2 separate regions of the Homo sapiens genome follow, and region 2 is linked to region 1. A link is an interaction called in ENCODE POLR2A ChIA-PET data of the cell type or tissue named here. Cell type or tissue: OCI-LY7. All regions are shown on one strand. Each heading gives the region's core, and the rest is flanking DNA. Links, peaks and the distances in the headings are about the cores only. Region 1 overlaps MEAK7 (MTOR associated protein MEAK7). Region 2 overlaps KCNG4 (potassium voltage-gated channel modifier subfamily G member 4).

Region 1 (4,385 bases), core at 386-4,385:
GCAGAGGTTGTAGTGAGCTGAGGTTGTGCCACTGCACTCCAGACTGGGCAACGGAGCGAGACCCTGTCTTAAAAAAAAAAAAAAAAACGTCTGGGCACGGTGACTCACGCCTATAATCCCAGCACTTTGGGAGGCCGAGGCAGGTGGATCACGAGGTCAGGAGATCAAGGCCATACTGGCTAACATGGTGAAACCCCATCTCTACTAAAAGTACAAAAAATTACCTGGGCGTGGTGGCGTGCACCTGTAGTCCCAGCCACTTGGGAAGCTAAGGCAGGAGAATGACGTGAACCCAGGAGGCGGAGCTTGCAGTGACTGAGATCGCGCCACTGCACTCCAGCCTCGGTGAAGGCGCAAGACTCCGTCTCAAAAAAAAAAAAAAGAAAAGAAAAAAGAAAACAGATTTAAATTTTTTTAAATTAAGGTTATCATATCCATGTAACATTTTGTATTGTTTTTAAAGTCCTTTTGCTGTTAAGTTACAGGGCTGTGATTCCTAGGGCTAAAAGAGACTTGAATCCTGCTAAATCTTCAACACTGAAAACAATTAAAGCCTCATTTTGAGACCCAGGAAAAGATGGCAATCAAACTGTGTTCACGAGACACAGGGCCTGAAATTTAAAATATTTAACCCCTCTAGGCCCAGGGACTATTGTGGAAGAGGTGGATGTATGAGATTGTAAGGGCCGATTTTGAGAGAGAAAATTAGTTCAGAGGTTCTCTGTAAATTAAATATTAATATCAAACATACACTGATCCAACACCAGCATCTGGGTCCTTGTGTCAGATTAACAAGGTTTTCTTGGAGCATAACCCACCTTTTCATTTAAAGAATTATAAAAGGTTATAAAAAGGTTTATACAAATTACATCTTATGGTCAAGATGATTAAAATTTAATAGATTTGTTTATAAGACTTCACAGAGATTTAAGTGGCCTCATACTGTCTTTATTAGGGCTTATTGTTTGGGAAATTAAGTCTCCTCTCTCAAAAAAATAAAGGTTTTTACCCTTTTTTTCAAAACCTTTGAGTTAGCACTTTGGCTAAATGACTTATTTTACAATGACCTGTGATCTTATTTTGTGATATCAAGTGTTTTATTTTATTTATTTATTTATTTATTTATTTTTGGAGATGAAGTCTGACTCTGTCACCCAGGCTAGAGTGCAGTGGCACAATCTTGGCTCACTGCAACCTCCACCTCTCGAGTTCAAGCGATTCTCCTGCCTTGGCCTCCCGAGTAGCTGGGACTACAGGTGTGTGCCACCACGCCTGGCCAATTTTTGTATTTTTGGTAGAGACAGGGTTTCACCATGTTAGCGAGGCTGGTCTTGAACTCTTGACCTCAGATAATCCACCCACCTTGGCCTCCCAAAGTGCTGGCATTACAGGCGTCAGCCACTACGCCCAGCCTATATCAAGTGTTTTAAACTTCTGATATTTGACAAACTTTCCAGAATCAAATTCAAAATTCAGTCCTTTTGACCTCAATTATTGTTTTGATATTAGGTCCCTTGAGCTCCAAGGGAGACATATTGGGCTTACTTGGTATAATACAATCATACAGGAAGCACTGTCAAATATGAAATGGTGTTTAACCATCTTTGGACCACATTTATGTAAGTGTGTTATTAGTATGTGTTCCAAAATTCTATGAGATTCCTGTGATTCTGATGTGTCTTAGTATATGTTATCAGTAGTAATTACTATTATGTAAAGTTGTTGTATGCCAGAGAAGTACCCAAATTTCCTTGTCAATTGTGTCTTTAACCATGGCTGTTCTAAGACTTTTGACATCCACAATTGTTTTACTTTGATCCTTTTATAGGGCAGTTTATAGTCAGCTATAGAACTCTGAAGAGTACTCTTAAATATCGGTTCCGATAACTTCAGAGATTGTGCTGTTGGAATAGAAAGGAAAACTTCTAGGACTCATAGGGGGCTGACGTATTCATGAGGATTGCCGATCCAATATCAAGCAAGCAAGAAGTTAATTGCGTGGACCGAACTAACAGATGACCGAAATAATCTTTTATGACATTTTGTTTACAACATTAGCTGTTTTTTTTCCAGAGTCAAGAAAACTTTCTCTTTTAAGCTATTTACAGCTTTTAACAATTAAAATATACTCTAGTGAGCAAAATTTAAAACATAATCCCTTTCTGTCTACCTAATTTCTCTAAAATTTGGAAACTATTTGTGAGTATTCTTAATTTATGGCAATATAATTATTTGCATACATTCAATAAGAATCTGTTTTCTTTTATAACAGGACATAATTGGAAACACTGGTTATTTCATGAAGGCTTTGACTGGAACAGCATTTTCAGATTACCTTGAGAAAATGAAGCTGACCTGTAGAGCTGATAAAAGCCACTGGACAAACTGGCCTCACACTGTCCTTTACAGGGTCCTGATCTGTAAGTAAAGGATGTCACTTTCTGACAGGCCCAAATACTCCAAGTTTTCTTGGGACCTCAAAGAGAGAGGAATTCACCCAAGTCACATGGGTATCTACAGGCACAGATAAATTCTTGGCTAGGCTTGGAGCTTTTAGAAAGGTCTAATCTAAAAAAATGAAATAAAATAAAATAAAATAAATAAAAATGTCTAATCTCAGACTCCTTAAGGAAAAGTTCTAGCAAAGATAATTCAAAGAGAGTCAGTGTCTATATGGCAAATTATCACTGTTGCTGCACTTTATGCAAAATAATCAAGCTAAGTATAATTAGACTACAACTTATTTTACAAATAAGTTGGTCCTACTATGATTTTGTCTTTAATGAAAGTGGGGAACTGAAGAGAGAAAAATGTTTCAAAATAAACCATAGTACACTGGTTATTGGATTCTAGCTTTGACCAGTGTCAATTTTTATTATTTTCTACAATTTGGACTGAACCCTAGAATTTTTTCCTGGCTACAAGTCTTTAAAATAACATTTCAATCTTTCTCCTTCCTTCTATTCCTTTTTTTCCCCCCATTTTTCTGATTTGAAATCATTAAAAAATAAGCTGTGCTCTTCTTAAAGCTCTGAGAACTAAAGCTAGACAACTTAAACTCTGGAGTAACAGCGACCTATTTATATACAGAACCATTTTCGTACCTGCCTGCTGATATATGGACTTCAGAGTAATATGGCCTATATGAGTTTTCCAGTGTTGTCTTCCCTTTTTTGTTTGTTGTTTTTCTCTCTTCCTCCCCCACTATTTTTTCTTCACGGGACATGAGACTTCACAACCTGGTAAAAATGAGCTTACCTAAAAACATATCTGACTAGGAATAAACCATTCTGGACATGACAGATCAGACAAAACCCAAGCCCTGAGACTCATTTTCCTCTAAAATCCTTTCTCCAAAAGATTTCTGAAAGACAAAGCAGGAAAAAATAAAAACTCAGGACTCCAATTCACTCTGCCAAAAGGAAAAATTAAGCTAAAAGCTGAGTCTTGCAAGAAACTGCCTTTCCCTTTGTTCCTAAGCAGACAGCTACAGATAAAAGGTTTAAAATCTCCACAGCTGGCCAGCGTGGTGGCTCATGCCTATAATCCTACCACTTTGGGAGGCCAAGGCAGGCGGACCACCTAAGCTCAGGAGTTGGAGACCAGCCTGGCCAACGTGGTGAAACCCCGTTTCTACTAAAAATACAAAAATCGGCCAGGCACGGTGGTGTGTGCCTGTAGCCCCAGCTACTCAGGAGGCTGAGGCAGGAGAACCACTTGAACCTGAGAGGCAGAGGTTGCAGTGAGTCAAGATCGCGCCACTCAACTCCAGCCTGGGTGACAGATCAAGACTCCATTTCAAAAAATAAATAAATAAAATAAAATCTCCACAGGTAGTGACTATGCTCACCTGATCATATGTAAAGTGCTGATTTACTGAGTGCAAGACAAACACACATTGACTATTTCCCTACCTGCTCCCTTCCTCTTAACAAAATATGGATTCAGTAATGGGACCAGACCCTCCCTCCTTCCCCTGCAGTCTGCTTTTCCGCTTTAAGTCCTGAAGCCCTCAAAATCATCTTTGGAGAAAGGCACAGGCCTCTCTCCCAGACATGCCCTTAACCTTGGCAAAATAAACTCCGATTAATTGAAACCCAGCTCAAATACTTTTTGGTTTACTCCTCCATGTGCCATGTAACTGGCCTCCATCCCCCCACCGATGGTCACCAAGACTGCTGAGGAGGCTGCAAAGGACCTCGCGGCCTCACTACCTTTTGGACTTCTCTGGCCTTCACGGGACCTTCTGTGGCAGAAATCATTTTCATAATCATGAGACTCTTCTCCTCGGAGTTTCCTTTCAACAGGTGGGACATGGATGCTGTGAACTGCTCCTGGGACACGTTCTCACTGGGTCCCTTCGCCTTCCCTGTCAGGTCGACCCT
Region 2 (4,322 bases), core at 1-4,000, 270 kb before region 1:
ATTTGGAAACCCTGGCACCAGAAGCCCCCAGGGTGCTTGTTGTAAATGCAGATTCTTGGGCCCCCATCACAAAATCCAAACCTTAGGGTGGGGCCCGGGAATCTACATTTTGGTAACTCCCCCCATTCACTCTGAGGCACCTGGAAGGTTTTCAGACTCTGAGCTAGATTCTGCCTACAAGGCCTCTCTCTTTGCAGACATCCTGGGAGTTTCTCCCTAGGCTTAAAATACTTATAGCCTGGGAATAACTTTTCCATACTGATGACCCGATAGCTCAGGAAGGTGACTCCTGAGAGGCCGAGAAGGCGCTGCCAGGTCCTCCTCCTGCCTGTGGGGCTGGCATTTGGACACTCAAGCCATGCACACCGGCTCCTGCCCTCCCACGGCCTGGCCCTCTGGCCACCTCTCTGGACTGCAGCAAGGGCTCTGCTCTGCCGCGTCACTGCACCTGCATCAGGCTCTGCTGTGCATCCTAAATCCAGCCTCCCAGCACTGGTTCCTCAGAAATGCTGGCATTGGGGCAGGGGGTGTTTATGGAGTGTGGGCAGAGGAAATAACTCCCAGCTTAGCAAACATTCGAAGAAAAGAAAAAAAGGGGAAAGAAGGAAAGAAAAAAGTTTTCCTTTCTCCCTTTGTGGAAGTTCTGTGCTTAAACCCAGAAAGTTCCGGGTCCTAGGAACCCCCTGGGCCCTGGGCACACCGGGATGGTTGGTCACCCTATTCCTAGCCCTTGCCACAGGCAGAGCGAGGTGTGTTCTGGCTCCTTCCTGCAATGAAGAAGAGCAAGCGTCAGCCTGGAGAAGGCCCAGGGTGTGAATGGTGAAACAACACCGATGAATCCCACAGGCATGATGTGGAGCAAAGCAAGCCGGGTGTGTGTTTCCACTTGTGGGAAGCTCGAGAACAGGCAGCCTCATCTAGGGTGCACAAAGTGATCAGAACAGTGGCTGCCTCTGGGTAGTGTAGGGATGGCCTGTGAAGGGCCACGAGGGAGCTTTCTGGGGTCACAGAAATATTCTATACTCACAGGGGAGAGGCTGACACGGGTGCATCCGTTTATTAAATTCTACACCTAGGATTTGTGCATTTCAGTGTATGTACATTTCACCTGTAAAACTGTAGAAGAAAAATAGTAACAAATGATTATAAGTGATCTGAGGTGGAGAGGGGATGGAAAGAGAGGAAACAAGAATGGCAGAATATTGGCTGGGCACAATGGCTCACGCCTGTAATCCCAGCACTTTGGGAGGGCAAGGTGGGTGGATCACCTGAGGTCAGGAGTTCGAGACCAGCCTGACCAATATGGTGAAACCTTGTCGCTACTAAAAATACAAAAATTAGCCAGGCATGGTGACACATGCCTGTAATCCCAGCTACTTGGCGGGCTGAGGCAGGAGAATGGCTTGGACCTGGTAGGCGGAGGTTGCAGTGAGCCGAGATTGCACCACTGCACTGCAGCCTGGGCGATAGAGCGAGACTCCGTCTCAAAGACAAACATACACAAAAGCGGCAGAATATTGACCATTGTGTGTAGCTAAGTCATGGAGTCATGGTTTCCCAGAAGTTCCTTATATTATTCTATTTACCTTGTAAATGTCTGAAGTTCTCCATGATGAAAAGTTAAAAAAAAAAAGGATAATCAAAAGCACAATAAGACACAAATTGACATCCACTAGGATGGCTAAAATCATAAAGACAGACAATAGCCAAGTGTCGGTGAGATTGTGGAGAAACTGGAACCCATCACTACTGGTGGGGATGTAAAATGGGGCAGCGGCAGTGGAAACAGTTTGGCAGGTCCTCAAAAGGTTAAACAGAATTACCATGCAACCCAGCTGTTCCACTCCTAGGTGTATAGCTCAGACAAATGAAAACACATGTCCACACAAAAACTTGTACACAGGCCGGGTGTGGTGGCTCACGCCTGTAATCCTGGCACTTTGGGAAGCCGAGGCGGGTGGATCACCTGGGGTCAGGAGTTTAAAACCAGCCTGGCCAACATGGTAAAACCCCATCTCTACTAAAAATACAAAAATTAGCCAGGCATGGTGGCAGGTGCCTGTGATCCTAGCTACTCGGGAGGCTGAGGCAGGAGAATCACTTGAACTCAGGAGGTGGAGGTTGCAGGGAGCCAAGCTTGTGCCACTGCACTGCAGCCTGGGCGACAGAGCTAGAATCTGTCTCAGAAAAAAACAAAACAAAACAAAACCCAAAAAAACTTGTACACAAAAGTCCATGGTAGTATTATTCATAATAGCCCCAAAGTAGAGACAACTTAAACATCCATAAACTGATGAGTGAATACATAAAATGCGGCCTATTCATACAATGGAATAGTAGTCAGCCATGAAAAGGAATGAAGGGCTAAATCGTGCTACAACATGGATGCACCCTGAAAACACGATGCTGAGTGAAAAGAAGCCAGACACAGACACGACATGTTGGATGATTCCACTTATGTGAGATGTCCAGAGCAGGCAAATCCACAGAGACAGAAAGCAGAGGGGTGGGTGTCCGGGGCTGGATGGAGGAGGAGGGTAGCAGTGATGGCTGCACAGCTCCACGATGATACTAAAGACCACCGAATTGTGCACTTTAAAAGGGCCAATATTGTGGTATGGGAGTTATCGTCGGAGTCTGAGCTGGCTGAACACTCCTGGGGGAGGCAGGAAGTGGAAGTAGTGGGGGTCCCACAGCCTGGCCCTCACCTGTTTCACGCAGCAGCAGAGCGGGGCTTCCTGAGGGCAAAGCTGCTGCCCTGGGGGCCCTGCAGATGCAATGCAGGCCAGTTCTGGAAGCTCCATCTGGGAGGGGCTCAGGGCCCACAGTCTTGACCTTGGAGACTTCCTCGCCCCCTCTGTCCCTCCCAGCAAAATGCTGCCAGCCCCACTTCAGAACGTGGCCACCTCTCACTTCTGCAGCTCCTTAGTCAGGGCTGGTCCATTCTGCAGCTCGGCATCCCTCCCTCCCCTCCCTCCTGCTGTGAGTTCACCATTTGTGCCTTTGGCCCTGGCCCGAGGCCCTGAGCTGTTTCCTCTGAGGCTCTCCTGGGGCCTGGATGTGCTGACTCACTCCTCTGCCCACTCCTTTAGCCACTTTTCTCTCGGCCAGCCGTGCCCTCCGCTACCCTCCCCTCCTTTACTCCGCTCCCATGGGCCTCCCCCCAGGCACTACTCACCCCGAGCCGCAATCCCTCCTCCCCAGGTCTCCCCGCCACCCCCCCGCCCACTCCTTCTAGCAGCTGTCCCCACTTCCCAACCCTGGGACACAAGGGCTCTGAGAGTGCTGGAACCAACCGGACGGGGTCAGCCCCACCATGGGACCTGGCCGATGAGTCATCTCTCTGAAGGCGTCTTCCCTTCTGTGAAGTGGGGAAGGTAACTGTCATCCCACAGGGCGATTGTGGGCACCCGGGAGACCCGCTGAGGGATGCTGCAGTGTAGAAGCTTCCCAAATCTACGCTGCTTCTCTTCCTCCTCAGTCCTCTCCCGCTGCTGCCCTCCGGTTCATGCCCTGTGGCTGATCCATCACCGGCTCTCCACGGCCTTCACCTTGGGCGGGTTGGATGGCTGACTTCTCTTCTAGAGGTTCCAGCAAATTCTTACTAGAAAGCAGCTGCCACTGGGCTGGGCATGGTGGCTCACGCCTGTAATCCCAGCACTTCGGGAGGCTGAAGTGGGCAGATCACTTGAGGCAAGGGAGTTTGAGACCAGCCTGGCCAGTGTGTGGAAACCCTGTCTCTACTAAAAACACAAAAATTAGCCTGGCGTGGTGGTGCACACCTGTAATCCGTTACTCGGGAGGCTGAGGCATGAGAATCACTTGAACCCAGGAGGTTGGAGGAGAGCCGAGATTGTACCATTGCACTCCAGCCTGGGCAACAGAGCAAGACCCTGTCTCAAAAAAAAAAGAAAAAAAAAAAGCAGCTGCCACTGAGGGAGCATTACTAGCTTAGCTGCTGTCAGGCAAGTTGCATAACTTCTTGAGACCCAGTTTTCTGATCTGTAGAATGGGATTGTGGTGAGGATTAAATTAGGAAACAGGGAAATGACTAGCACAGGGCCAGGAGCCCAGCAGGGGTCTAAGAAGTATCCACTGACTCTGAATCTCACAGCGGTTCTCCCCGTGTGGGGAAGGCGGGCCGCCATCCCATCGCCTCTGTGCTGGTGTCCCGTCAGCAGTCACCGAAGGAGAGACCTAGGGACTCTCCCAGTGTCCAGCACAGGCCCGGCCTGCAGGGGCCCTTCCTGAACGACTCATGAATGAGTGTGGGTGGTGGCGTCTGCATGGGGCATTTGCGGGGGGCTGGAGTTGGACCTGCA

The links. Peaks named below come from ENCODE experiments on the same cell type or tissue, not always from the same donor. Only the 100,000 strongest peaks of a DNase experiment are listed, where the experiment ranks them.
Region 2: POLR2A ChIA-PET joins it to region 1 with 14 read pairs; 2 of 35 experiments call an interaction of 5 or more read pairs at or near these places.

The regions. Positions count from the first base shown.
Region 1 is chr16:84,491,469-84,495,853 of GRCh38, forward strand. It overlaps MEAK7 (MTOR associated protein MEAK7), which reads right to left. Exons shown (of 8, transcript NM_020947.4): 3 at 4,215-4,385. Among named protein-coding and RNA genes, the nearest start is that of MEAK7, 11 kb to the right of the region's middle. In OCI-LY7, for the core only: no CTCF peak of the experiment used is centred there; a DNase peak (open chromatin) is centred at 2,193.
Region 2 is chr16:84,225,393-84,229,714 of GRCh38, forward strand. The region is part of intron 2 of KCNG4 (potassium voltage-gated channel modifier subfamily G member 4); the gene reads right to left. Among named protein-coding and RNA genes, the nearest start is that of KCNG4, 12 kb to the right of the region's middle. In OCI-LY7, for the core only: no CTCF peak of the experiment used is centred there; no DNase peak of the experiment used is centred there.